Regions from separate parts of the Mus musculus genome. Here all the other regions are linked to region 5. A link is a loop called in an ENCODE intact Hi-C map of the cell type or tissue named here. Cell type or tissue: left cerebral cortex. All regions are shown on one strand.

Region 1 (4,000 bases), 590 kb after region 5:
GTGTGTGTGTGTGTGTGAATGAATCTGCTGACAGGAGGCATTTGTCCATACTCTATGGACAGCATGGTAACTGTGTTGGTCCCTTGGCTTGCATTCTAACTGAACTTTTCACCACGGTTCCATCCGGATGCTTCTATGGGGACTAAGTGACCCAAACTACACATTGTATGAATGAATTGATTGTGTTCCTTCTTTTGCTGGAAACCAGTATGGAGGCCATTTTTACAGATGACCTTGGTGCGCTATATAAACCTCTAAAAGATACTACTTGCACAAGTATTGGCAGCAAAGAAGGCATGTATCAAACAAGTCTATCTTTGTGAGTCTAATGAGTGAGTACCCCTCACAATGAGAGGGGGCTAGGGTATGTCCTAGCCATACACAGCTAGCTGGGCCATGTTGTTCTTGGGCAGGGGAGCTTCATGCCATTTTGGCTTTCCACAGGTTGGGCCTTTCTTGAACTCTGGAAAGCCAGATCACCTCTGTAGAGGAAGAGGGTGTTGAAGCCATTAATAACCTCTTTCCCTACTCTTCTGGCATTTTTTTTCTATGTGGACTCATTAAGCAAATATCAAGATGGCTATTGAAAGACACAGAATGACAATTGTAATCAGATTTTGTTCACTTTATTGTGAAGGCTGTCCTCTGGGTTCTCCTTTATGAGATTTAGGCAAAGAGAATTAGCCTTGTGCCATGGGTTTACTAAGAACCCCACCCTTAACACTTCATTACAGGCATCTTCACTACCAATTTTCCAGTTTTGTCTTTGAAAAGTTCCACCCGGGTTTATGTAGTATGAGACCTCAGACCCACTCCTTTGTAGGGAGTAGAGAATCAGGCATTGCATCCAAATTCCTTCTAACTTGGAGGGTTGCCCTTTATCGCTGTGTCTCAGGTCAAGCTTGCAAGACTGGCTGGTGCTGACACACTCACAGATCTGACACAGTGAGCTGGCTGGTGGGAGCTCCTTTTGAAGCTTTGTTTTGAGGGAAAAGAGCTAATTAGGGTGAAATGTCATAAGACTGAATCATCTGGGACTATAACTCACATGCATGCATCTTCAAGATCCGAGTGGACCTCTTCTTTAGGTGCACATTAGTTTAAAAATGGAACAAAGTTGTGAATATCAAATTTTAAACTTTGCTGGATCAGATTATAGCCAGTTAGTTACACATGATCCTGCATCTACTGGGTTTTCTATGGCCAGAGATGAGTTTCTGTAAGGACCCACCAACCAACATCTAATGCTAAAGAGGGTATTGTTTTACTCTAAAATCCTAGAAGTCTGTGTATGATTGATAGACCACAGTTTGCCAGAAGATCTTTTGTAGCATCTCTGAATGCTATCGTCTCTTCCAATTTTACTGGTTCTGAAAGGTCATCAGGACCAAGGGTCAGGACGTACTAGAACCTGAACTTTGCAGAGACTGTATTCTTTTCTTCCCTTGGAAATGTAATATTCCTGATCTGTAGCTCTCCTTCTATTTCCTCTCAACTTTGAATCTTATGAAAAAAGCAAATTAACATTTCCTTTTGGGGGGGGGATCTGATTTCCTATGGTATTTCCAGCTACAATGATTTCCAGTAGGAAATAGTGGCACAACGAAGTGAATAAACATCAAAGAGGCCTGCTGGAGCCTGAAAGGAGAGTTGTCATAAGAGAAACTGTGGTCTTCATTTGAGGGATACAGACAGCTTGAGGTGGGCAGAGTACACAAAGAAACTGGAAGAATAAAAACGTGACTTCTCCTGTTTTCCTTTCTGTAGGGATTCCCCAGTGGCAAGTGGAAATACAAAACAAACCAAAAAAACAAATAAACAAACAAAAACCAAACCAAAAACAAAAAACCCAAACATTTCAGGAGTCATATTCAGAGAGAGGAGGAGGAGGCAGAAGAGGAGTTGAGTCATTTCTGAGCTATTTATCATATGCTTGTAGTGCTAATTCTGAATGCTCCTTTCTGGGCTATGAATTGCAACGAAATGAGGGTTCTTTTATTTATATTTACAACCTCACTTAACACAGTTCCTGCTGTGGAACAGATACTGTACTCAATGAATTATTAAGTAGTCTGACCCCATAACTACTGTGTGATTTTTTTTGAGCATCTTGCTTCTAATCTCAGATGGTCATTCTCTGTGTCTCCAAAATGAAAATACTGAAATGTGTGTGGTTTCAGTCTTGAGGGTGTTGTAATGACCAGGGGAAGATGCAGATGCTAGCAGCAGACCTGCTTTATATATAAATTGTGAAGTACTGTGGATGGATAGGACAACAATTCTTTTCACGTTCCCTCCCAGAGTCTGTAACTTTCTGGTTCCTGTTAACTTATGAGATCAGACCTTTACCAGAGCTGGAGTTGTGAGGTCCTTGGCAGCTCTTACAAGGTGACTTGGTCACCTGTCTTCAAGAGGCTAAGTAAACAGGCAGATGATCCATGCAGAGAAAGGAGATGCATTCCCAGGACACCTTGGGAAGAAGAATGAATTAGAGAGGGTCAAACCATTCTCCTACAGCACTGGCTTACGTCCTTCCTAGTTTTTGTTTTTGTTTTGTTTTGTTTTGTTTTTCTGTTTTCTTTTTTTTAACTTTTAGAGACAGGGCCTCATTATGTCACCCTAGCTTGCCTGCAATTCTTTATGTAGACTAGGCTGGCCTTGAACTCACAGAGATGTGCCTGCCTCTGCCTCCTGCTTGCAGGGATTAGAGGTGTGCACAACAACGCCTGGCTCAAACTGCTTTTCTTAAGCCACCCTTTGTTTAAAGTTGATGTCTGTCAACTCCAGTTTGTTACTTATGTTATATTAATTTCCATTCAAGGACACATTGTATTTTTTTTTACCTTTATTTACATAGTTTTCATTTCTTGACATCTAGACCCTTTTGTTACCAATGTAATTTTCTGTAGGTTGTTACGTTCCTTTTTGACTTCATGCAGCACAGGAATACAAAATTTAACCTTTCTCTAGAATGGTTGTTTGTCTTTGTCTTCTCGCCAATAAACTTTACAGGCAATAAACCATAGAAACCTGTTTGCAGATCCTGGCTCATGTCATGTGTGCTAACTGGAAACATAAATCAAACTAGGGTTGCTCTAGCGGGACAGTCGCTCTTTCCTTCATGCATAGCAAGCCTTGCAGGCAGCCTGCTACCAGAACCCTTCTAGTTAGCAGTAGGGTCTTTCAAGTCTTCAAGGATCTACAATGCCCATTTGGAATTCTCCCCCTCCATGTCTCTACCCCCAACCATGGCTCCACTCTTTTCTTTTTCACCATATTAAAAAAATATATGCAAATCATAAAAATGTATAGAATATCTAGAAAATATAAAGATGTTTTTACAAATGGCATCCCCAGCATTTTCTGCCAAAGAGCATTATGATGAGAATTTATATGTATGTATGTATGTATGTATGTATGTTTGTATGTATGTGAATATATATATATATTCAAATATATTTGTTCTTAGTCTATTAAGGACTTTTTAGAAAGGTATCCACCTTTCTATAAAACACAGTTTTATTGTTTTTATTCTCACATTGTGTTTTGGACATGTTTGCATGTGGAAAAATAGGAATTTCCAAAGTCTTTCATGGAGGGGAGAGCCATATTTATGTGATCGGTATTCTTCTGGAAGACAGCCATGACCTCTTTGTCCTCTCCTCATCTCCTTCTCACTTCCTGCTACCCTTTTAGTCTCGTCCCTTCCTCTTTTATCTGTCACCTCCTGTCTTCCTCCTCCTTATCCCCCTCTTTCTTCCTCACATTCCTCCACACTTGCCTTCTTGCTCCCTCCTTGCCCTTCCATGCCTCTTCTCCCGCTTCAACTTCATGTGCATTACTGAAGCTGTTCCCCTAGGGAACCACCTGATATGTGCATTTTTTTTTCCGAGACAGGGTTTCTCTGTGTTCCAGGCTGTCCTGGAACTCACTTTGTAGACCAGGCTGGCCTCGAACTCAGAAATCCGCCTGCCTCTGCCTCTCGAGTGCTGGGATTAAC
Region 2 (4,000 bases), 450 kb after region 5:
AACACAGAACACGTCAGCTGTTTTCTGGAAAATAACTGCCTCATGTGACAGTGTCTATTATTTTAATTAGCACCGAGGCACGCCTCCAAGGCATTTCAACAGGTCAGGGTTTCTTACAGTGGCAATGGCTTTTTATTTCCTGATATGCCAATGAAGCAGATAGCTGACATCTGATTTTTTTGTCTCGGTGAGTAAAATGGTTGTTGTGATGATGCAGCCTGGACTTGAAGAAGTTGCAAACATTCCTTGTTACCCAGAGGCTATGGCACAAGCAGCCAGAGAGCGCTCCGAGCACTCACAGGAAGTGATAGCCAGGCCCTTCATTTTGGCTATCTGGGATGTTCTTTGCCATAAAGTGTTTATGACATATGCTCCTTGGGGTATCTATATTTCCAGGATATGTACATGTCTACCTATGTGTGCTAAACTCAAGAAGGGTTAATTCCAAGATCTGAAAGTCACTCTGTGAAACTATATCGTGAACACACATTCAGCAATCCACAAATGTGTAAGCCATGGTTTTAAATAGTGGTCGGTTGGGGAACAGACGCCCATTTCCTCCCACCCACTGCTCCCTAACATTGCTGTGGGGTGAGCTGGAGATGCTGATACGAGTGTTCATTTGAGAAGGAAACGGTTTATGATTGCCATGCTGCATCTCACAGAAAACAGTGTATAATTGGATTCCCGAATATAGCGAGCGAACACATGCATCATGTTTTCTATGTGGCTAAAATGACTTGCCATTTTTATTGTAGAGACTTTGCAGGGGCTGGAAGTGTGGAAAGAATTGTTTCTTAGGGTGTGGCAGTCACTGAGGTCAGTCACTCTGGGAATCTGGGTCTTAGAATGACCCTGATGAGAAGAAATTTATCCTCCCTCCCTCCCTCCCTCCCTCCCTCCCTCCCTTCCTTCCTTCCTTTCCCCCTTCTCCCCCCCTGTCTAAATGAATTACAATACCAACCAACACTTGGACATTCCAAGGAGCTATCAGTTGGGCACTAGAGCCACATTCAAGCCATATTCTGGAAACTATCCATCACCATCTGTGAGCTGGAAGGACTAACAGTATTTGCTTACATTAGTTATTTATAATGCTGCTCTCTCCTTTCTTTCATTTTTCTCATCCCTCCATCGCTTTATGCGGACAAATGGTGCAGCTTTGGTCGGTGGTCAGAATGCACGGTCAGTCTCCTTTGCTTTCCCTTAGAAAGTGTGGCTTTACTCATTCAGTGTTCAGTGGGGACACGCCCAGCTGTCAATCACCATTACTACTGCTATCACTCTTCAGCGCTTTACCTCGTTCTGTAATGGAATCTAAGGAAGGCTTCACTCACACAGTGACAGTGACAGTGACAGTTGCATTCCCACCCTTGTGGGGACACAGACGGTTCAGGTGACGGACCTGAGTCACCTCCTAAATGACACATTGTGGATTTGTATTTCAAGGTAGATTTTTATTCATCAACAGAATAAAGTAGTAAAATAAAATATAAAATAAAAATAAAAATAAAATAAATAAAAAATAAAAAAATATGATAAAAAGGAAACGGGATAAGTTAGTGAATGTTCACGACTTTAGGGTAAGGTTGTGGTTTGTTGCGATTTCTATGTTTTTATTTTTGTTTTTGTTTTTCGAGACAGGATTTCTCTGTGTAGCCCTGGTGGATGCCCTTGAATGTGAGCTTGCTTTGTAAAGGCTTTCAGAGCTCATCTAAGAAGAACTCTAGCGCCACCTCATGCCCAATTTCGAGAATTACCTGGTTAACTGTATTGAGAGATAGTTTTAAGATTGATCCAGCCATTAGGTGGCGCCGTGGACATGTACATTAAAGCCACAGCTCAGAACATCTTGTTAGATGTGGTGAAAACATTATTTCTTTCTTTCCAGGTTAAGATTTTTTTTTCTTAGTCTATGACTCATGGGAGTCTTAAATACCTTGTATTTATCTCCTGAGGTTTGAAGATTTAAGGTTTTAAATAGTTTAGAGCAGAATCTTCTTTCGCCCCACCCACATTTTTCTCAAACGATCTCAACATGAAGAAAAAATTTAAAGCATGTGTACAGATACGCAATACAAAGACTCAACACCTCGCCCGCACAAAGAAAGGAAAACAACTAGACCAGCCAGATTGACTAGTTTATAACAGGGCTTCACCATGCTTAGAAAGTGCGGTGGTAACTTCTATTTCTGTGCACCTGATCTGGTTAAAAACCTTATCACATAGGAAGGACGTTGGGCTGAGGTGAGGACTCAAGGCGGAGGGACTGACGATGGATCCAAGGGGGGGGGGGGAACCCAACAACGCTAAAATAGAAAGATTAAAAAAGGGAATCACTTACGGAAGAATGCTTGATTTATTCTATGGATGCTTTAAGTCTCGTTTGATTTTAGTCCCATCAAAGTTGGTGCCAGTCACAGTGGCAAGTGAAGTGTCCTCCATCTACTCTAACAAGCAGAAACAGATGTAATCAACTTACGTTCTCTCCCACCCAAAGAAGAATAAAATAAATCAATGTTCAAAAACACAGCGACCAAGCCTGACCTGAGTGAGGTCGATACCCAGCACACACACACACACACACACACACACACACACACACAAACACACACACACACACACACGGTGGAAGGAAGCCACTCCAGCGCATCACTCTCCAATCTCTACCTGCCTGCTGTGTCAGGCATGTACACACTTATCCAACCATCCACACAACATATATTAATGATGGATAAACACAACAGTAATTCAAACAATTGTACCCCTATGCATATCTAAACATCAAATGTAACTTGGAAATTATTATCAATATGATATGTATTATCTATCTATTAACCCTAAGGATGAAACACATCCCACCTATGATGTCTACTATAATGTCTAATATATTTTTGGTGAAGAAGTAATTATAGTGAATCCATCTAGATACTACTGATACTGGAACAGGGTGATGGTTTGAATGAAAATGGCCCCTATAGGCTTATAGGGAGTGGTGCTATAAGGAGGTGTGGCTTTGTTGGAGTGGGTATGGAATTGTTGGATGAAGTGGGTCACTGGGGGGTGGGGCTTTGAGGTTTCAAACTCTCAAGCCAGGTCCAGTAGTATCTCTCTCTTCCTGTTGCCTTCTGATCCAAATATAGAACTTCCAGCTAACACTCTCCAGTACCATGTCTGTCAGGTCGCCACCACGCTTCCTGCCATAATGATACCTAAACCTTTGACCCATTAGCCAGCCCCGGATAAGAGTTTTCTTTGCTAAGAGTTGCTGTGGTCATGGAGTCTTGTCACAGCACCATAAACCCTAGCTAAGATAGGCAGTAGAACCTACGTGCCTTTGCTACTTTCTTTGCTGTGATGTTGGCGGTTCTCAGGGAGCCTTTTCACAGCTCAGGACAATAGAATTTTACATGCTTTCATTTTAGATCCTCACCGGCTCTTTGGTTTCTACTTCAAACACTCATCATTCTTAATGTTTAACTCTCAGGCTCCTTATCAGCGCACCTAGTTTCTTAATCGGAAACCTGGTTGTCTGTCAGGTGACAGGCCTGCCGCATACTTCCTGAGAAGCAGGCATCTCCCCACCTCCTCTCAGGTATGCACTGGAGGCCCGCTTGTTCCTTTTTCCTCTCAGAGCCAAATTCTTGCCTGGAGCTCTGATGATCTCCTTCACAGGCTTTCTCCACCCCCAGAAAGTTGCTAGTTAGTCACCTCTTTCTGTTTTGCAATGCTTCTGTTCTTTCTCGTCTATCTCATCAAAAACCAAAACCCAAAACAAACAAGCAAAACAACAACAAGAATCAGTCATCAACCAACCACCCAACCAAACGGGAAATAACAAAAAGATTCTCAAGCTTTTCATAACCATTTTCCCCAACGTCTAACCGGTCTTTCTCTCCCTCCCTCGTATTTACGATAAAAGCTTCAGCCATACCTGAAAGTGGTCATGTTCTCCTTTTATTCATCTGTTACACATACATGATGGCGAAACACTCATACA
Region 3 (4,000 bases), 580 kb after region 5:
TGTGAGTTCGAGGCCAGCCTAGTCTACAGAGTGAGTTCCAGGACAGCCAGAGCTACACAGAGAAACCCTGCCTACAAACAAACAAATTTAAAGGGCTAGTGACCACATTAACAGAGAACAAGTTATGGGAGTTGATCTTTTCTTCCATGATGTAGGTTCTGGGAATTGAAACCATGTCATCAGGCCAGCACCCTTACCTCCTGAGCCATCTTGCTGCTCCCCACCCTCAACATTTCCTTTTTTAACTAGCCACGTTGTTGAAAAGCTTGGGTTAATTAAGGTATTAGGATTCTTGCTTTAGAATTAGCGTCGCCTGAGGATGTTTCCGGTAAATCTAAGTACCACGACGAAGGTGGGCCCTGCTTTGCATAGTTTAAATATATCAATGGAAAGACTACTTGTACTGGACGTGGGCAGATTTTCCTTCTTTTTTTTTTTTTTCAGTAAATATCAAGTACTTGATCAGTGCCCTAGGCACAGGGGGTTTTGAGGCAAACACATTCTCCTACTTTCTAGTCTATGTAGTGGAAATAGTAGAAAGCATGAAACCAGAAGCTATGAGGAAGCAATACATATTTAGATGAAAAAAAAAATCAACCCTGGGGACTGACAGTGACATGCGGGAGATTCTTTCAACAGAACAGTCTGGAAGGATTCTCTCAAGAGGTCAGAGGAGGGTTAGGTCACGAGAAGAGCCAGCATGAAGGTATCTAAGGAGAGACTATTTTGATAATGGATAGAATAGTCAATCCTGTCTGGCAGAGGAGAACTGGAATGTCAATGGTATGAGATTCTCCAGTATTAGCATGACATACCCATGATGTCATTCCTCCAGTTTTGAAATAGAAATTATTGGATTTTCATACCAACATCAACAATGAATCCATGAGCAGAGAAGGACAAGGTTGGAGTTCTAGATCATACTTCCAGGAACTCCGTATCTGTTGAAGAGGAGGGAAAAAGCTATGTCCCCGCATGTTACCTGTGGCCCAGGTATCATGAGCTGCCTAAACATTATTGACATTGATTTCTTCTGGGGGTTGTTTTGTGAATATTCTGCTGAAGGAACAATCATAGAAGAACAAAAGTGTAAGCAAACTGGCCAGCATAACGCTACTTCCAATGTGCTTTAGATTATATAGAACTATGAACGATTTAAGGAACCAAGTTGAAGGCTCGGTGTTACATCATGAGGCAACAGGTGCTGTGGGGCAAGCTATAGCGGTCTCACTGAAAGAGTGTTTTCTGATATTAAATATCACAAAATAATTTATTCTAGATAACCCCATTAAGATGATGGAGCACAGTGTTTAAAACTCGTTTGTTTGAATTCAAGTGTGAGTTCAGGAATTGAATTGATACTGTTGGATGCTAGTGTTTCAACAGAGATAATTTTTGTTTCAAAATCGAAAATAAGAAGAAACTATTAAAATTATGAGTTAAGAAAAGTACTTTACGTTGACACAATATTGATAGAACTCAAATTATACAGTAATCTAGATTTATAAATGATAATTTTTGGTTTTTTTTGTGAAATAAAAGAAGAATGAAAGAAATATATAGTAATTAAAGTGTGTGGCTAAAGAATGTGATATTTTCTAATTTGTCCAACCAGTTCTGGCTAATCACAGAATAATCAGATATACAAGACGATTGAAATTTAGTCTGCAGTATTTTGTGTCCCATTGTATACCTATAGCTTTAAAAATTGTTATCATCAAAACCTGTATTTATCACCGTAAAATGTTAGTGTTGACAGTTTCCTTTCTAACTGTTAGGTATTTAGACAAACACTGAGATTTCTTAGCACCTAGTAAATGTGAAACACAGCAGGACACGTGACATGTGGGGCGTGCACACGTTCAGTTACTCGGTTCTCACTACATGATGTACCACATCCTAGGTTGATTTTCTGATATGGAGGGGTCGCGCTAACCTCTGTGTGGGGAACATTTCTTCCTCTAGGACGCACAGCTTGGAAATAGCTGCTGTTACCACTAGATCTTTCTTTATCCTTAGGAATGTTAGGCCTCCGTGGCTTGTGTTTCACTTCTAGGCCACTAGAGGGACCATCTAGTTCATTCCTCTGCAGTGTGCAACCATCTCCTACCGATTTTATAGTAAGAGAAAAAAAATTACTCTGCCATTTACAGAAGTCAAAAACTGTGCGTGTTATGTTTAACATAAGATACAACAAAGTGGAATTCGTTCACAGTGTAGGTGATGTCAGGGCACGGACTGTGTCAGCAGCTGATATAAAGTGATATTCCGCATATAAGAAGTATTTTTGAGATCCTTGGATCTCCCTGAGAGTCTCACAGATTTAAATACATCAAATCACCTAATAAGTATTCCCCAAGCATCTAATGTGTTCCTGGTGCTGGGAATGTGTCAGGGAGATGGAGGGACACGCGTCCTGCCCTTGGTATGTAACATTCAAAAAGGTTACAAGTGTTACAGAGAACTGAAATCACTCTCTCTTGAGTGTCTCTCTTACTAGCTTGCCTTCCACCTCGCTTGCTCTCTCTCTCTCTCTCTCTCTCTCTCTCTCTCTCGCTCTCCCACTACTCTAGATGAGAATGTGTGGAGCTCATTCTCAGTTCTGATTTTTTTTTTTTTTTTTGAGGGGGGAGTGGATCCTTTCTTCTTCCCTTTGGCCTGGAGGGTGAGAGGGCTAAAGTAGATTCCTGGGTACCTGTGTTTGGAGAAGGCTACTGGATACTAAAAGGACTATGACTACATATCTGTCTTCAGCAGGAGCTCGTTTCAGCCCTGTTTGCTTTGCCATGAATGTGGCTCTTGGATTTAGCTTTCCCAAACGAAAAAAAAATTCTTCAGTCATGGCGAGGACTCTGGATGCTCTGGCTTAGGAAAAAAAAAAGGATCTGGGATTCCTAATGTGTCTCCAATTGATATAATGTCAACGCTGTCATTTTTGGTCCCCCCCCCCATGTCTGCCACATATCAATTATTAACTAATTTTAAAATTAAAACAATAATTTTTGAGGCTGGGTCTCTCCCACTAGAATTCACGATCTTCCTGTTTTTACATTCGAAGTGCTGGGATTACAGGAGGAGCTGCACCCCTTGCCCCTGTTTACTATTTAAAATCATATAATTTGAATGTCCTATTATTTACAAGACAGAAGTCAGTTAATTTCCTCTGGGTGTCTGTGCTCAGAATTGGTTAATAAGCAGCACAATGTCAAGATTCAGTTAAGAAGAGAGCACGGAAGGGCCGCTTGAAGGACTTTTGCCTTAAAATAATTTTAAATTAAAATATAATTTCATCAGTTCTTCCCTTTAACACTTCCTAAGTCTCTTCCCTCCAACCCTTTTGCTATTTTACCTTTATTCACTCTCAAATCGATGTCCTCTTTTTCTTCGACTATTATTGTGCATATATAAACACATATATAAATATCACCTATTGAGTCAGTGTAGTTTGTGTGTGTATGATTTCAGGGCTGGTCACATTAGATGAGCAAGGAGGTCTACTTCACAGTCGCCAGTCTTTATGCTTTGCAATAGTACTTAGCACCCAGGGGCCAAATCCTGTCTGTGAGCATCTTAGGTTCCTCAGTGGTCAAGTCAACCTGAGATCTTGCTTCAACCTGGGGTCTTGCTTCCCAGCTTTGGGCTCCCCACGCTCCACACAGCTTCCTAATGGAAATGTTGTCTAAGTTCTGACTACAGAAGATCTTCAGGAACAATGCTGGCAGTGCATGGAGGTTTGCCTGCCGAATGAATCCTTGTTAATTTTGACTCTATCATGGGGCTCATCAATTAATTACAATTTGTTCCTTTTGACTGTAGGCTAGGCTGTAGAATATCTTGGAAATATCTATAAAAAAACACTGTCTTTGAGGTGTTTTTTTAAATACATGATTCTAAAGTTTTAATTTAATTTAGCCTAATTTTTAAGATTTTAAAAAGAATGCCAATCTAAAAAACAGTCTCTTCTGTAGCCACAGCCCTCCCCATAGATGCTGTAGGTTTT
Region 4 (4,000 bases), 300 kb after region 5:
GTGGCTTGGTGGTTGAAGGACAGGTGCAGGGGCTGTGGCGCCCCAGGAAGAGAGTCGGATGGGTCATTACTAGCTTGGGTGGCAAGGCCTGTCTAGGAGGCTGCAGTAAGGTTCTCTAGAGGTGTCCTGTCTGGTCCTTTTGGCCTCTCTGGGTATGTTGGGAGGAGGGATTGTGCACTAATGGGACTGGAACCTGGGTGGGGTTGTTGTTTGAGACAGGGTTTCTCTGTCCTAGAACTCACTCTTCAGACCAGGTTGGCCTCCAACTCAGAGATCCACCTACCTCTGCCTCCCAAGGGCTGGGATTAAAGGTGTGTGTCACCATGGCTGGGCACATGGGTGTGTTTTTGAGGGCTATGTGCTTGTTAAGGGAAGGATTGCGTCCCAGGAAATTAAAGCCAGGCAGCGTTGAGAAACTCCTGCAAGCTCCAAAGCTAGAGAGAAGGGTCTGGAAGGAGAAGGAATGAGAGAGAGAGACCGGCATGTACTCTCAAGGCCCCTCCTGCCCTGTCTGGGGGCGGTTCTGTCTGGTTTTAGCGTTCTTAGAGGAAATGGTTTCACGGGTGCTGTCTTCCAGCTGTTTGGCCAGCTGTGAGTAATGTCCTTCAATGCCCCTGACTGGCAAGCTGTTGCTTCTGGCACATCCGTGTGATTTGTTCCGTCAGGGCCGCCTTGCACCTGTGAGAGGTTACAGACCGAAGCTGAGGCCTGAGCTGTAAAGACTCATGACTGAGTCTCTCTCTCTACAGAGAGTCCAGCCTCTCTCTCCAGGGAGGGCCAGACACCAGCACACGGTCTTGTGGACTATGGCAGGAGGTGTAACCCTTCCCCCCCCATTTACCTCAGAGTGTTATGGAAATAACGATTGGGAAGTATTTTTTAAGTGGAAGCACTCCTGTTTTTAAAGATATTTGCTTGTTTAATATGTAAGGTGGTTGTTCCCAGATCACAGAAAGAAATGTATTGGAAATGCATAAGGGACATTTGCATGTGGTCGGGAGATAGAGGTGTGTGTGTGTGTGTGTGTGTGTGCGCGCGCGCGCACTGCAGAACAAAGCCACCCATGCCATGATGCTTCTCATTCAAGTCATACTGTCACTTAAGTTGTACACTGTTGCTTTGGGAAAGGAAAGGGGATCTTCAACATTATCATTGTCATCGTTGTCGTTATCATTGTCATCATCATCATCACCACCATCGTTTACTTAGGAGACAGGGTCTCCTCCCTATGTAGTCCAGGTTGGCATCAAACATATGGTGATCCCCCTGCCTCAGCCTCCAGAGCACTGGCATTACAGACATGTGCCACAAGCCCAGCTTTACCAAGCAATACGTCCTTTTAGTGGTATTCTGGGACCACACTGCATATGGGTTGACACATTATGACTCCATCTTTGCACAGAGCTGGTATAAAAAAACAAGCCGGTTGTTCATCAAAGACTTTGAAAGCATCCTCAAAGACAGTCTTTGGAGTGGGGCTGACCTGTGTTTGACTCTGGGAATGGGTCAAATCTGAGCTCTTTGTCTGTGTTGGAAACTGAAAGGGGCTGGCGTGTAAAGACGCCCATTCTGGCTGGCTTCTGCCCCTCTGCGTTCTTAGCCAAGACTTAACAGGCTTTGGGGGCTGTACTCTGTACTGGTGACTGCTGTGTCTGCTGTGTCGCAGAGAGTTGCCCCAGGGGACCCAGGTGGGTAAATGAACAACAGCAGGGATTCCTCCCCCTCCCCCCACACCCCCAAGAAGAAAGGCCTGCAGATCCTGAAAAGGTTTGGGTTATGCCTGCAGAGTACAGAAACCTCAAAAGCTGACTGAAGTTCTGAGGAAGCTATTTTTGAGTGGCGGCCTGCTGTGAGGAAAGCTTTCAGGGCAAGCTTCTTTCAGGCTCATTGTAGCTTCCCACCCGACCAACCGACCAACCGCCTGTACTGCCTCTGGTGTTTATCTCCATCTACTGGCGTGAAGGTGGACTCTCCTTCCATTGAGAGGCAGGCAGTTCTGGCTGCCTTCATGTGGATTAGCGTAGAGACCTGGTAAGAAGGGGAAGTTTCTGGAACAAAAGAGAGCCAGGATTGTTTATTAAAGAAGAGAAATGCTATTTTACATATTGGTACGGGCAGCCTGGTTGGTGTCCCTCCAGTCAGTATCTTTTCTGCTGAACTTATGGTAGGCAAGCTGTCTTTTCAAATGCCTGGAGAATGGTGGTGTCCACTCTACACCCAGGGCTTAAAACCCCCACTAGTATTTAATTTGCTTTCAAATCTGTCATTTGAGGAGAACAGCAGAACAGCCCATGTCTATTATGGTCAGCATCTGCTGAGACAGCCCAAAGGCTAGGCAGGGTCACCTGGCAGCCGTCGGCTTGGCAAGCTTTGGCTAGGACCTCGGTTAAGGCTGTTGGCTGAACACCTGTACTGGCCTTCTCTTCATGGCTGCTTGGCACCCTCTGAACAGGGTGACTGAGTTCCAGGAGAAGGTAGTTCCGGGAAGGTTGGCAGAAATTCGGACCTAGTTTCGGAAGTCACTCAGCATCGTTCCTGCCTTGCCACAGGTGGCCTGGACTCAGGAGCCTAAACCCAGGAAACAATGGTGTCTCTCTGTGGGAAGGGCTTCAGCACCATGTTTTAAGACGCACAGCTAACAGCCATAGAAAGTCCTGGCTGGGGCATGGTGGCATGGCTGTCCCAGGAAGTATTACGAAACACCAAAGCAAGACAGTTTTGTCTTAAAGTTTCCAACGCAGAATAAGGGTGTGTTAGGGTGGAGAGAGGGTACTGTAATGGAAAACAGAATTTGCTGTTTAACCAGTTTCTGTTCATTTGTGATGCATTCTAAGAGGTAGAATCTGCTCTGCTTTTACATCACAGAATGAAGTCTCGATTAGGGCCTTCTCGATGTCAAGGGTGTTTGTCTAAGATTGGTGGTATGTCTAAAATTCGTATGGTTTAAATTTTCATACATATGGAATTTTTGGTAGAAAGGGATTCCGATTAATTGATGATTAGGCACTTAGAATATTTATTAAATAATTTAAGTATTATTAAGTAGCTTGTATTATATATTTAAATAATTAATCATTTCTTCATTAATGATATTTTACTTAATCTTATACCAAATCCCTACTAATAGATTCAGTCATTATCATCTTTTTTGTCCCAATAAAATCATTCTCTAACTCACAAGCCTAGGCGCTAAGTATCTGGATATAAACGCAGATGCACCTTAGCCACAACTGAGTTGCGCTCTCTGGACCTCCATTTTCTTCATTGTAAGTTTGGAATATTTTGTCATATGGACACTGACATACAAGATGTCTATTTGGGGTACCTTGAGCTGTGTGAGGGAGATAGCCCAGATCACTTTAGCCTGTCTCCCAGGATCTGAAGGTCCCAGCAATGGGAAAGGCATTCATATGACTACCATGGAAATGGGGGTGAGAGCTCTTTGTAGTGAAGGCAGTTCCCAAAGGTAATAGCTGGTGGGTTTCCAGGCCCTTCCGTGGGATCAGTAGTAGATCACTTGTGTGGCATGACAAGGCCTTAGGTTTTTGGTTTTTTCTTTCTGTGTGTATGGATGTTTTGCCTGCATGTATATCTGTGCACCATTTATATGCCTGGTGCCCACAGAAGCCTGAAGAGGGCATCATATTCCCTGGGACCGAAGTTACAGGTGGTTGTGAGCTGTGAGGGGTTCTAGGAATTAAACCTACTGACTGGTCCTCTGGAAGATCAGTGCTCTTAACTGCCAAGCCACTTCACCAGAAGGTTTTGGATTTGATCTTTACACTACACACTAAATGACCTTGGTCACACACCAGAGTCCAAACTAAGACCTCTTTCAAGCCATTAATCTTCCCTCTTTCTACTTTCAGCCATGCAGACTTACTAAACTCCATACTGGAAAATCTTTTACATATGTTGGAATTTAGTTTTTAATTAAAATGTATATTTTCTCATGATCTTAAACATGTATAGGATGTACTGAGATCATATCCACAAACCC
Region 5 (4,000 bases):
AAGTGCTACTGAGGTCTGACAAGCTCATCCCTGGGGCTGGCTCTCCTGCCACCCCAACCTACTAGGTGAGTTCAGGCCATTGAGATCCTGTGTGAAAAAGCAAGCTGGGTAGCTTCCACAGAACAATACCAACTGCCCTCTGCCTTCCATGTTTACCTAAACACATACACAATTTTAAATGTTTACGTTAATCCTAAGTCATAACTCCTTGTAAAACAGTTTGAGTTTGGGGCAGGGGTCCTGCTTTTGTTCAGGATTGAAACCACATACTTCTGAAAGTGAATCTTCTTCCTTTGAGATTAGGTCTTACTATGAAACCTACTTTGTCCTCGTTAATCTCCTACCTCAGCCTCCCAAGTACAGGGACTACAGATAGGTCCCTTATTTGGGGGAGAGAGGCAGAGACAGAGACAGAAGTTAATCCTGGAGCACTCTCATAGTCATTAAAAGCAAACGCCTTTCAAAGCCCTGGCAAGTTGAGGGAAAGACAAGTCTATTAGAGCAAGGAGCACACACAGAAGTGTCTGCTGTAATAAGCTGCCGTTTATCCTGCAGGTGTGTGGCAGACGCTGGGCTTCACCTGCACACCATGTCCCCTCCTCACCACCCTGGCAGAGCCGCTGTTTCCTTCTCCTCCATATAAGAACGCAGAGCCGCTGTTTCCTTCTCCTCCATATAAGAACGCTGTAGGTTGGCCAGTTTACAGGTCCTGCTTACTCAGCTATTTCAGGGAGACATAGGATTTATGTCTTTTTATTTTTAAACTGGGCTCTTTTTTCCCCTTTGAGGGGGTCAGCTGTTCTGAATAAGGGTCTTCTGTAGTCCAGGCTGGCTGTGAAGTTCTAAGCAAACTTTGTGATGCTCTTACATCTATTTGTGCTCGGTGCTAGCACTCTGGGCTTTATACCGTGCTAGAGACTGAAGCCAGGGCCTGAGGCAGGAGCTTGAGGGAGGAACAGAAAGCACCCACACACTGAGCAGCACAGGAAGCCACCCTGTGCCTGCCTTAAAGGACCAGCTCTCTGTCTTGCTCTGCTCCGTCCAACCCACGTGCATCCAACTGACTGACTGTGAAACCCACACTTTAGGAGCCACTCAGAAAGAGGAGCAGAACCCAGAACCTTCTGGGAGGCATCACTTTTCTCTTCAAGAAGGAAGCCCTCAGAAAGTACAGCCTGCGTCCCCAGCAGACCTGCATGGCTGGCCAGCCCAGGTGACAAAGGAGGCTCGCAATCTGATAGCTTTGTTTTGTAGCCTTTGCAGTGCCAGAGCCCATGGCAAAGTGTGCCAAATGTGTCGAGCCCCTGGATTTATGCAGGACATTCACACATGACCTCCATGATCACTGTGACACTAGCCAGGTTAACTCACAAGTCTCCGACCCAGCCAAGACCTAGCCCTTTCCTCGTGGCTCCTGTAGTCTTCAACCAACTTGATTGCATGATATTTTGCTCTGTTCATTTCAAGATTCCCATCCTAGCTGGGTGTGCTCCTCGGCTCAGGCCCAGTGCACTCAGGATGCCAGCATTCTGCAGCTGAGGGATTAACGTCAGAAACAAGACTTTAGCCCCAAGGAAGTTTTCTTTTCCCCGCTCAAAGCAATCTGGGTTAAGAGCTAGGAAGACCAGAGTATTTAGTGCCTCGGGTCCCTTGTGTGTTTTCCAGCAGCCTTCCACCTTCCTGGCCATTGGATCTGGCCTGCTAAGTAACTTGCACAAACAAAAGACAGGCCTTTGTTTGGCGTTCACAGTTCCACGTTCTGATCACTAGATGGCAGCATGGACACATCTAAAGTGCACGGCTGTGGCAAACACTTCTTAAAAGCTTACTTAACAGGCATTAGCAAAAGGACTCGGAGGGGACCTGAACTCCACCTCCCAGCGTGCATTAATCAGCATGTGACTTCTCCTGCGCAGAGATCTGAAGTTTGTCTCCTGAAGGAATCTGGAGGACTGTGTGGACTCACTCTTCTAAAGTAAGATATTTTTTTCTAATCACTTTCGACAAAACTTTTGGGGACTGAGAGTTGTAGCTTGTGTTGCCATCTTCTCCATATCGCCGAGTTGAAGATGCATCTTCAGTTAGTGTGGGAGTTGGGAATCCTCTTGTATTTATTAGAGTTTGAAAATAGCCAAAGAAAGACAACTGTTCCAGTATCTGTCCTAAGTAAACTGGCTCGTGAAAATATTTGGAATTCCAGAAAATACTCTGAGCCTTTTTCTAGTAAAAAGAAATTTAGGGTTTTAGTACAATCTTTAGAAGTAGGAAAGTCATTATGTTAAGAGTGGGTTAAGTTTACAATTTCTGGACGTATTCCCACTCTAAACCCCACCCTGTTACCCCCCCTCCCCAAAAAAAAAACAAAAACAAAAAAACAAAAAAACCCATGTTGCCTTGAGACTGCTTGGAGGTCAGCTGGAGAAAGGTTTAGAAGTAAACAGAAACTAAATTTTGTGCCTGGTTGCTTCTGGGTGGTCTCGGGGGTCATGGAGGTGCTTAAGAGAGCACTGAGCAGGTGCCTTCACTGATTCTCAACCTGTGGGTCGCGACCCCCACGCCTAGGTTCTATCTAATTAGATATTCTGAATGTCAGGTGTTTACATTATGGTTCATAACAGCACCAAAATTACAGTTGTGAAGTAGCAACAAAAATATGGGTCACCACAACATGAAGAACTGCGTTAAAGTGTCGCTGCATTAGGACGGTTGAGAACCAGGGCTTTGGTGGGCGAATACCCAGGGTCCCTTAGTGAAGGCCCTGGACTGTGAGTTTCTTATGCTGTACTCAGGGTCGGGGGAGGCAGGGACGGCTCATCCCTTCCTAAAAGCACAAGTTAGCTTTCTCTCAACTCCTACCACACTCTAAGTGAAATTTCTCTCTGCGTGCTACTGGTAAAAAGCAAAGCAAAGCGTACTGCATCAGAATTGGGGAGACGCCATGAAGCCAGATCCTGTTACCCAGCATGTGCGCATGATTGGATCACAGAGTGGGGGTCATCAGTTGGCTTCAGAAGCCCCTCTTACCGTGTGACTGTGTCGGGCTGGATCTCAGAGGAAGGCTCTAATAGGAACCTAACAGGATGGCTTTTATTAGGGGAGATACTGTTGTGGGAGAAAATGACAAGGAACCAGGTGACGATGGGAGAGACTTCAGATGGATCGAGGCAGGGAGAAGGCAGAAGTGGATTTGGGGGTGGGGGCACCCTGAATGCTTCCTTCAGTAGGGTGGGGCTGGGGACCCTAAGGAGGCTAGGGAGAAAGAGTTCTGTACGTCATCCATCACGGTCTGCTCCAGGGTGGGAACAAAGAACAAAGGTGTCCTCCGGGTCAATGGAACCTCAGTCCTGCTGGAGGTGGGAGACTGCAGCATTCTCTTGAACCTGTGATTGGAAGGCATTGTATTGATATGATGATAGCTGACTTAGCCTCACCCTCACAGGAGACCAGGCTCTGTCTGTCATCTGTGAAGCACTGCCCACCCCCACCCCCTCCCCATCCCTGCTTCCTTGCCAGCTACTTCTAGACAACTGCACCCATTTCCTGATCCCAATCCCTAATGGCCACTGCCAGCTCCGTTCTGGCAAATCTGAAAATCTCCCATGCTTTCCCCAACTCTTTCAGTGCCAGCTGCGGACATGAAGACCTAGCACTACAACCCCTGGAGTTAGGACCAAGTATGGAGGACTGGAAAGTCGAAAGGGTACAGTGGGGATGCGGGGGCAGGGAGCACAGCTATGGGAGGAACAAAAGCAAAAACACCTAACAGCTTACCTAGAGAACAGGTCAAGTCAAAGGAGAGGACAAAGGGGGTGCTGGAGAGAAGGTCCATCAGTTAAGATCTCTAACTGCTCTGCCAAAGGACCTGGGTTCAATTCCCATCATCCATGTGCCGCTCACAACTGTCAGTAATTCCAGGGGCAGGAGATCTGACACCCTCACACAGACACACCTGCAGGCAGAACACAAAGGACTTGCTAGCTGTCGACCCCAGGCACCCCAT
Region 6 (4,000 bases), 570 kb after region 5:
GAGAAACAGGCTCTCACTGACCATGAGCTTAGGCTGGCAGGCATCAAATTTCAGCTATTCTCCTGTCACTTGAAACACTGGTGACATGTTTTATAGGTATGTGTGGACATATGAGTTTTTGATATGGGTGCTAGACTAAGATCTTCATGGCTGTGCAGCAAGCATTCATATCTACAGATCTATCCTCAGCTTCTTATACACATGGCTATAGGTTCAGGGTCTTCCTTGGTCCTTCTGTAATGTTACTTTCTCACAAGGAAATTAAAAATAACCACATGTAGTAGATTCTGAATATAACTTCTCACTGCTTGTGAGTTGAATTTGAGGTCATTCAAGAGACTAAAAAAAAACTCAAAATAAATCTGATTTAAGGAGCCATGACACAAAAAGTTCTGGATATGTTTATATTGACATTTTAGTGGGACGATAAAGTAATCTCAGAGATCTTATTTGGAAGTTGCTTTTCATTTGCCTTATAAAACCACAATGATATAGGCAGTAAAAACCAATGATAAGTTTACTTCCTTGGGAGAGAAATTAATCACATCTTAGTAGTAACTGGAAGGTCCAAAATTGCTTCATTTCTGGAAGAGTTCACACAGTACTACTTAATTCAAATAAGATGTAAGCACAAGAGACTCTTCCTTGAAGCAGCTTTGACGATTATACTGTCCAACATAATACAAGCGGTGATGAAGCTGTGAGCTCCAGAGCGATGAAATCGATACTGCACAGTGAGTTCATCTAGGAACAGAGTCGCTCTCTCTGCTTATGGAAAGGATAAGAAGGCATGACAAGAAGGGTCTCAACACGTGGCCATGTTTTATTGGAAGCGTCTCTCTCTCTCACACACACACACACACACACACACACACACACACACACACACACATACACACCTGTGTGCACACATATATCCTCATGCACACACACATGGACTCTCATGCTCAAACACACACACACACACACACACACACACACACACACACACACACAGCATGCAAAGAGACAGATGCAACCCCTGGGGAGGAGATCTAGAATCCGAGTTTGTCTGGCAGAACCAAGACTTATGTTTGTGGGTAGAGTGGGTTCCCTTTGTCCCTCGGAACTGGCTGGATTGAGCTAGCTCAAGGCGCAAGACAGTTTAAAAAGGGGGGAGCGAATTAATTCTTGCCTCAGGATGCTCCCTCACTCCAAGGTTTAAAGTCCCAATGAGTGGTTTCTTCTGTTATGTGGGTGAGAGGAGTCCACCAGTTCTTTGTCTTGAAGAGGGAGAAGAATCATGAAGTTGGCCATATTAAATATTTAAGTGAAAGGCACATAATTCTATCCAGAACTTCTTTCTTTGTCTGTCTGTCTGTCTACCTGTCTGTCTGTCGACAAGAGATCTATCTGATGTCTCCTCCCTCAAAGCGGTTTCCATAGATGCATTGCCTAAGGGGGACAGAGAGCCCGGAGCTTTGTACCTCTAAGCCTATTCTGCTCACTGCATAACAACAGGGAGCCAAAGGAAGGAAGAAGTCTGCTTACTCAGCGTTTTGGAAATAATATTAAAAACAGCATATGTTGAAGCTGTGGTATATTCAGGAACAATGTAATTTATTTTACTTTTGTAAAAACTGTGCCTCTATGTATGTATGTGAACCGTGTACATGCCTGGTACCCTAAGAAATCAGGAAAGGACACTGGATGCCCTGAGACTGAGTTACAGAGACTTCTAAGCTCCTGTGTGGGTGCTGGCAACCAAACCAGAGTCCTCCACAAGAACAGCGAGTGCTTTTTAATTGCAATCTATCACTCCAGCTCTTTTTTATTCCCCCATGTTCATATTTAAAAATTAGTTTTAAAAATTATGTCTGTGTGTCTTTGTGTGTAGGCCTGTTTGAGTAAGAGCCATAAGCCTGCAGTACCCACAGAGGCCATAAGAGGGCGTTGGATTCCTCTGGGTCGGGGCTGGCATTTGAACTCTGGTCCTCTACAAGAGCAGCGACTGCTTTTAGCCCAAATTCAGAGTTTTATCTGTGTGATTTGCGCTTATGGAAACTATGTATGTTCTGGCTTCTGTAACGGTGGGAGGAAGGCAGTAGTATCTTCCTTGCAAGGCTGTGTGGGTTCAATGGGATAGAAGACACTGATGGCTGAGCACAGTACCTGGCGTGGCAGACACTTGCTGTGCGCTGGGTGTTACAGGGCCAGAGAGGAAGTGGTCCAACGTTTAAGTGAGTTTTCTGGTGGATGTTTTAAAAGCGGCCACGCGGCAGCAGCGTTCTCATCTTCTAGACAGTCCTCTGTGCCACATGTAGCTTGGCTGCAGTGGTCATGGGACATCTCAGACCACGCTGCTACAGTGGACTATCCTGTGCACGCTTCACTCTGTTCTTAAGCCAAGCCTCTACAATCCAGCACATCTAGTTAGGCATCAAACTAGGATAGTGTTTGTCATCCCCACCCCCTCCCGCCAGCAACATTTACTGAGTGGCCTTTGGGCGTCTGAGTGAGAGATGAACCACCTCTAGGTGTTGCCAGCATCACCCAGTCTTCCTCTGGGCCTGGCAATGTGAGTTGTGCAATGCCAGCTGTCCCCTCCCCTCCCACGTGGTCTTTATCTATATTCTCACGGCACTGGCTGACTCCAGGTTCTGGGAGGCCCAGCTGGGGAGAGCTGAGGAGTTGTTTGTGTTTAAAATTAGGAGAGTTTCTTTTTAAAGGTGATCTCAGGGGTCTTCAGACTAATGGTTACGAGAAACCAAGTGTCGGGCATGATGATTGTCAGTTTGAAGTGACATCATCCCAATTCACTAGGGCAGCAGCTTACGTCATCTTTCCCTTGACTCTCACAGTATCTTCTAAAAGACCACTTTTTTTTTTTTTTTTGAGTCAGGGTTTCTCTGTGTAACAGGACCCTGGCTGGCCTGGGTTTCTGCAAGTGAGTCCTGTCCTGGGCTCACTTTGCAGACCAGGGTGGTCTCGAATTCAGAGAGATCTGCCTCCCTTTGCCTACCAGCGGCTGGGACTAAAGGCCTGGTGCAAAAGGCTACATTATAAAGTCAGCCTTGAGCTGCAGATGACGGGAGGTAGCTGGAGCCTGTACACTGTACAGGGCAGGTCATTTGTCCTTCTTCAGATATTCTCCAGGTCCCTGCCAGCTCTGCACTCATTAATCTGAGGACCAGTCATAGCACAGGGCCACTTAAAGCCCAAGCACACCTTCCTAGTTCCTTTCCTTTGGAGACATGATTTCACATAGCCCAGGCTAGCCTTGAACTTGCAGTGTAGACAAAGATGACTTTGAAATGGTGATCCTCCTAATTCCCCCTTGAAAGTGTTGAGATTACAGGCATGAACCACCATACTTAGTTTATGAAATGCTGGGGACTGGACTCAGGGCCTCCTGCACGATAAATTAAGTCTTATACCAACTAAGCTAGATCCCAGACCCTACAAACATGCTTTCTATTAATGTTCAGACTACTGTACGTGTGATCTCAAATTTCTGTATAAATCTCAATGCGAATTTTTAGTGTTGGAGAAGGTATTTGTTAAAGCCTTTAAAGATGAAATGTTTCAAGGCTCGTGCTGTGCTGCAGTTAATGTGCATTTGACACCTTGGTTGTAACTAATTTTTACTCTTTTCCCCCTTTTCCTATAGTCTGGGGCTATGGATTCCTGTCAGTGACAATTATCAATCTGGCCTCTCTCCTGGGATTGATTTTAACCCCCTTGATAAAGAAGTCTTATTTCCCCAAGATTTTAACTTATTTCGTGGGACTCGCTATTGGGACTCTTTTCTCAAACGCCATTTTCCAGCTTATTCCAGAGGTAAGGGGGTGGGCTCTGCCTTTCTGTGAATAATTGCTCCTTTTAAACATTTTAGCACCTTCTGCATTTTAGCTTGCATAATCCCTACAGAATTTTATGATGGGTTTAGAAGGCTTTGGATAAGAGATATCAGAAACACGGTAAGTGGCAAAGATTATCTCGTGCTTTACGGAGTGTTGGA
Region 7 (4,000 bases), 250 kb after region 5:
AATATATACACATTGCAGTTCAGTTCAGATGATTTTGCACTGGTCTGCGTGAACTGTTCTTTTTGGAATTATCTTTTTCTTGTTCTTTTAGGTGTGGGCCATCAGGTAGAGTATATTTGGTAATTATACATTGTCTTGGACCATCAAGGTTTAAGCCGAGTCTTTGGTAATGGTGCACAGGGAATTTGGTAGAAACAACTTACTATGTAACAATAACATGGAAGGAAATAGATATTCGTTTGTGAGAGCAGAGTCGGTGTGGGGAAGTGTGTGCTGAGCTATAACACTCAGTGCAGCTGGGTTGAGGTCCAGCTAGGATTACAGAGCACCCTGCATTGCACCAGGAACTAGACACCTGTTCTGAATCGGTGAAGTGGAAAATCATTTCTCTCTCTCTCTCTCTCTCTCTCTCTCTCTCTCTCACTCAGTGCTTCTCTGATTTTGTAGAAGAAATACTTGGGAACTTATTTGTTTATTTTAATATCAGGGGCAAGCAATTTTAGCAAGTTGCTGAAATGTATCAAAAAGAAAGAAAGCCAGGGATGTCTAACGAACTTACCGTTGTGTTTAAGATATCCCCATCTCTTTGATGTCACATGAGAACATCCCTAAGACTAACCAATGAGTTTTTGCTTTTGGCTATGGTGTGGTCGATTGGCAAACCTGGTATTCTTTACACACACACACACACACACACACACACACACACACACACACACATATATATATATGTCCAAAGATCAATACTATGGTTTGAGTCTCAAATATCCTCCCAGGCTCTTGTTTTAAACACTAGTTCTCCGGCTGGTAGCACTTTTCTGGGAGGCTGGTGGTGGCGGCTCTTGGTCACTGGAGGCGAGCTTTCACAGACTCCTGCCATTTCCAGTTCCCTCTCTGTTTCCTGTTTGGAATAAAAGATATGAGCTCTCAGCTCTCTGCTCCAGCCACCATGCCACGGGGCCTATTATAGGTGATGGTTCTGGAGCTGGTGGCGGGGGCACATTTTCTCCAGTTGGCCTTGCTCCTGTAGCCCTTCATTGATGTTCTAGTAAGTAGCCCTTATTATTGCTTCACCCCAAACAAAATGAAAGGGTGTGGCTGGGCGTGGTGGCGCATGCCTTTAATCCCAGCACTTGGGAGGCAGAGGCAGGCAGATTTCTGAGTTCGCGGTCAGCCTGGTCTACAAAGTGAGGTCCAGGACAGCCAGGGCTATACAGAGAAACCCTGTCTCGAAAAACAAAAACAAAACAAAACAAAACAAAAAATGGTGAAACTATTCAAACAAAGGCCAATCAGAGATTGATGTTACTATCTGCATGTCATGTTGGCCACATCATTTATGCCATTTTATTATTACAACCGAGTCTGATTTTGTCACATTAAAAAAAAAGGGAGGCGTCGTCGGAATGGTTGTTTGACATCAGATGCATTCAATACACATCTGGCTAAAACGTGATCAGACAACTCTGCAGGTGTGTGAATGCCAACCTGGTGGCTTCCATCTGTGTGCTTAGCAAGGGGGCAATGAAGGGAAGGCCACCTATCATTTTTTACAGGCTGGAGTTATTTGTGGAGACCAGGCACCCCCCTCACCCCCCACCCCCACCCCGTGCCCTCACACTATGGTCCTTTTTCAGTGCAAACCACATGGTCTTTATCTCTAAAGCTCAGAGTGGTAGGTCTGGAAGAAGTTTGGAAAGCACAAGGTTTGATGAAGTTTAGAAACGAGCAGTTTTGTTGTTAATCAAATTCCAGCCGGGCGGTGGTGGCACACGCCTTTAATCCCAGCACTTGGGAGGCAGAGGCAGGCGGATTTCTGAGTTCGAGGCCAGCCTGGTCTACAAAGTGAGTTCCAGGACAGCCAAGACTACAGAGAAACCCTGTCTCGAAAACCAAAAAAAAAAAAAAAAAAAAAGAAAAAAGAAAAGAAAAGAAAATTCCGGACATCTTCGTAAATATCTGCTTATACACACCTGAGAAGTGGCTCCAGGCTTGTGAGTCACTCTGTCTGTCTGATCAGCAAGAGAGAGGAATGTGAGGCGTGTGGTATTTGCTTATCAGTCATGAGCTCTTCTGGCCTTTGGTCTCAGTATCCAGAGCCCCATCTGGAGGACAGCATTGAGGACTGCACATTTGAATCTAGCATTTCTGTTTTAACAATGAAGCCATAGCTGCCATAACGGTCCATACCTGTCATCCCAGCACTTGGAAGGAAGGCTGAGGCAGGGGGATCAAGAGGAGATCAAGGTGAGCCTTGGCTACACAGTGAGGTCAAGGCTAGCCTGGGGCTTTGTGATACCTTGCCTCAAAAGAAAAAACAGAGCAAAATAAAAACAATTTTTATGAGTTGAATTTAACAGCTGTATGAAGCAGTTAAAAAAAAAATCTGGCCAGGCAGTGGTGGGGCTTGCCTGTAATCCCAGCACTTGGGAGGCAGAGGCAGGTGGATTTCTGAGTTCAAGGCCGGCCAGGACTGCACAGAGAAACCCTGTCTCAGAAAACAAAACAAAACAAAACAAAACAAAACAAAACAAAACATCTAATCAAGTGATGAGTTTATAGAACCAAGAAGAGATTGAAAAATTGGAATGCTAAATTTTGATTTAAATGTGATTTTAAAATTGGGGCTTGGCTCAGTGGCTAAGAAGTGCTTGCTGCTAGAGGACCTGAGTTTGGTTCCCAGCACCCACACTGGGCAGCTCATAAGCCCTGTAACTGCTCTTCCAGGGGGTCAGATGCCCTCTGCTGGCTTTTACTGCCACTCACACAATGCCCCCCACCCACTGCCCCAAAATAAAATAAAAAAAAACCATAAATCATTTAAAAATCTAAACTGCTTGATTTTACATTTCTTCATTTTTTTTTAAAAAAAGACTTATTTATTTTATGTATATGAACACACTGTCACTGTCCTCAGACACACAAGATGAGGGCATGGGACCTCACTACAGATGGTTGTGAGCCATCATGTGGTTGCTGGGAATTGAACTCAGGACCCCTGGAAGAGCAGTCAGTGCTCTTAACCTCTGAGCCATCTCTGCAGCCCTCTTCATTTTTAAAATATATTTATACCGCCCCCCCCCCATAGCATTTACTTCTTTGGGCTGTTTAAAGTTCTTTTGTCCCATCAGCGATGATAGATCACTCTGAATGCAAATATGTATTGCTCAGGGATCTTTTTTCAAAAGCTATTCAAAGGCCATTGTATCCCGGGAAATAAAATACCTGTTGCAGAAGGCTTTTGTGCTATCAGTCAAGGCTGCCAGGGGACAGGAGGACAGTGACATTCATCCTGAGAGCACTGGCCTTTAAGATGACCAAGTGCCAGAACAAGGTGGCTGGAAACTGCGGCTTCCTCCAGGTTCTCAACCTTCCCAATGCTGTGACCTTTAACACAGTCCCTCATGTTGTGGTGACCCCCCATCCATAACATCATTTCATAACTGTAATTTTGCTCCTGTAAATATCTATTTTCTGATGGTTTTAAGCGATCCCTGTGACAAGGTCATTTGACCCCCAAAGGGGTCTCGCCCCACAGGTTGAGAACTTCTTCCTCAAAGGTTCTTGGGTACTTTAAGGCATCCTTTTGTTCTTGCTGGAATGGTTAGGGGATCAGTAGAGATACTATCATGTTTTATAATTAATATTATTTGTAATATTAATAGATAGTAAGAAATAATTCATTTCCCCTACATAAGTCATTCTCAAATTTATTTTTGACATAGAACTACTTTTTACCTTCAAAAAATATTAAACATCATGCTATGTGTATGTTTCTGTGGTCCATAGTTTAGCATGTTAAGTATTGAAGCTGAGACTTAGATAATTTACTTATTCATCAGAAGTTCGTGGTATAAACTTCTGAAGGTCCAGTGACTCCTTTTCAAAAAAGATATTGTTAGGGAATAAAATATTGGGGGTGAATAACATCATCTTTCATGCTCACAAATCTCTAATATTTTAACTAGGAGGATGGGGTTCTCAGTGCCTCTGCATGTAA

What was found. A loop is a pair of places that touch in the nucleus more often than their neighbours do. Peaks named below come from ENCODE experiments on the same cell type or tissue, not always from the same donor. Only the 100,000 strongest peaks of a DNase experiment are listed, where the experiment ranks them.
Region 1: a loop joins it to region 5, with 2.9 times the contacts of the local background. A loop is called at or near these places in 2 of 42 quality-filtered maps.
Region 2: a loop joins it to region 5, with 4 times the contacts of the local background. A loop is called at or near these places in 30 of 42 quality-filtered maps.
Region 3: it touches region 5 in a loop (2.8-fold over the local background); 3 of 42 quality-filtered maps call a loop at or near these places.
Region 4: it touches region 5 in a loop (2.5-fold over the local background); 13 of 42 quality-filtered maps call a loop at or near these places.
Region 6: it touches region 5 in a loop (3-fold over the local background); 3 of 42 quality-filtered maps call a loop at or near these places.
Region 7: it touches region 5 in a loop (2.5-fold over the local background); 6 of 42 quality-filtered maps call a loop at or near these places.

The regions. Positions count from the first base shown.
Region 1 is chr3:135,872,920-135,876,919 of GRCm38, forward strand. The region is part of intron 6 of Slc39a8 (solute carrier family 39 (metal ion transporter), member 8); the gene reads left to right. Among named protein-coding and RNA genes, the nearest start is that of Gm31243, 27 kb to the right of the region's middle. In left cerebral cortex, no CTCF peak of the experiment used is centred here; no DNase peak of the experiment used is centred here.
Region 2 is chr3:135,729,731-135,733,730 of GRCm38, forward strand. No RefSeq gene overlaps it. Among named protein-coding and RNA genes, the nearest start is that of Nfkb1, 40 kb to the left of the region's middle. In left cerebral cortex, CTCF peaks have their summits at 260 and 1,748; DNase peaks (open chromatin) are centred at 67, 679, 1,256 and 1,765; H3K4me3 peaks cover 461 bases.
Region 3 is chr3:135,861,036-135,865,035 of GRCm38, forward strand. All of the region lies in intron 6 of Slc39a8 (solute carrier family 39 (metal ion transporter), member 8), which reads left to right. Among named protein-coding and RNA genes, the nearest start is that of 4933401H06Rik, 23 kb to the left of the region's middle. In left cerebral cortex, a CTCF peak has its summit at 2,053; a DNase peak (open chromatin) is centred at 2,057.
Region 4 is chr3:135,580,066-135,584,065 of GRCm38, forward strand. No RefSeq gene overlaps it. Among named protein-coding and RNA genes, the nearest start is that of Gm46827, 26 kb to the right of the region's middle. In left cerebral cortex, a CTCF peak has its summit at 1,959 (motif pointing left); DNase peaks (open chromatin) are centred at 657 and 1,924.
Region 5 is chr3:135,279,394-135,283,393 of GRCm38, forward strand. Bdh2 (3-hydroxybutyrate dehydrogenase, type 2) reads left to right here and starts at 1,828. Exons shown (of 10, transcript NM_001172055.1): 1 at 1,828-1,975. Gm46826 (a long non-coding RNA gene) reads right to left here. Exons shown (of 3, transcript XR_001783991.2): 2 at 3,772-3,949; 3 at 3,039-3,380. In left cerebral cortex, a CTCF peak has its summit at 1,764 (motif pointing right); a DNase peak (open chromatin) is centred at 1,768.
Region 6 is chr3:135,852,255-135,856,254 of GRCm38, forward strand. It overlaps Slc39a8 (solute carrier family 39 (metal ion transporter), member 8), which reads left to right. Exons shown (of 9, transcript NM_001135149.1): 4 at 3,650-3,819. Among named protein-coding and RNA genes, the nearest start is that of 4933401H06Rik, 14 kb to the left of the region's middle. In left cerebral cortex, a CTCF peak has its summit at 1,938 (motif pointing right); no DNase peak of the experiment used is centred here.
Region 7 is chr3:135,532,243-135,536,242 of GRCm38, forward strand. The region is part of intron 7 of Manba (mannosidase, beta A, lysosomal); the gene reads left to right. Among named protein-coding and RNA genes, the nearest start is that of Manba, 49 kb to the left of the region's middle. In left cerebral cortex, a CTCF peak has its summit at 2,111; a DNase peak (open chromatin) is centred at 2,108.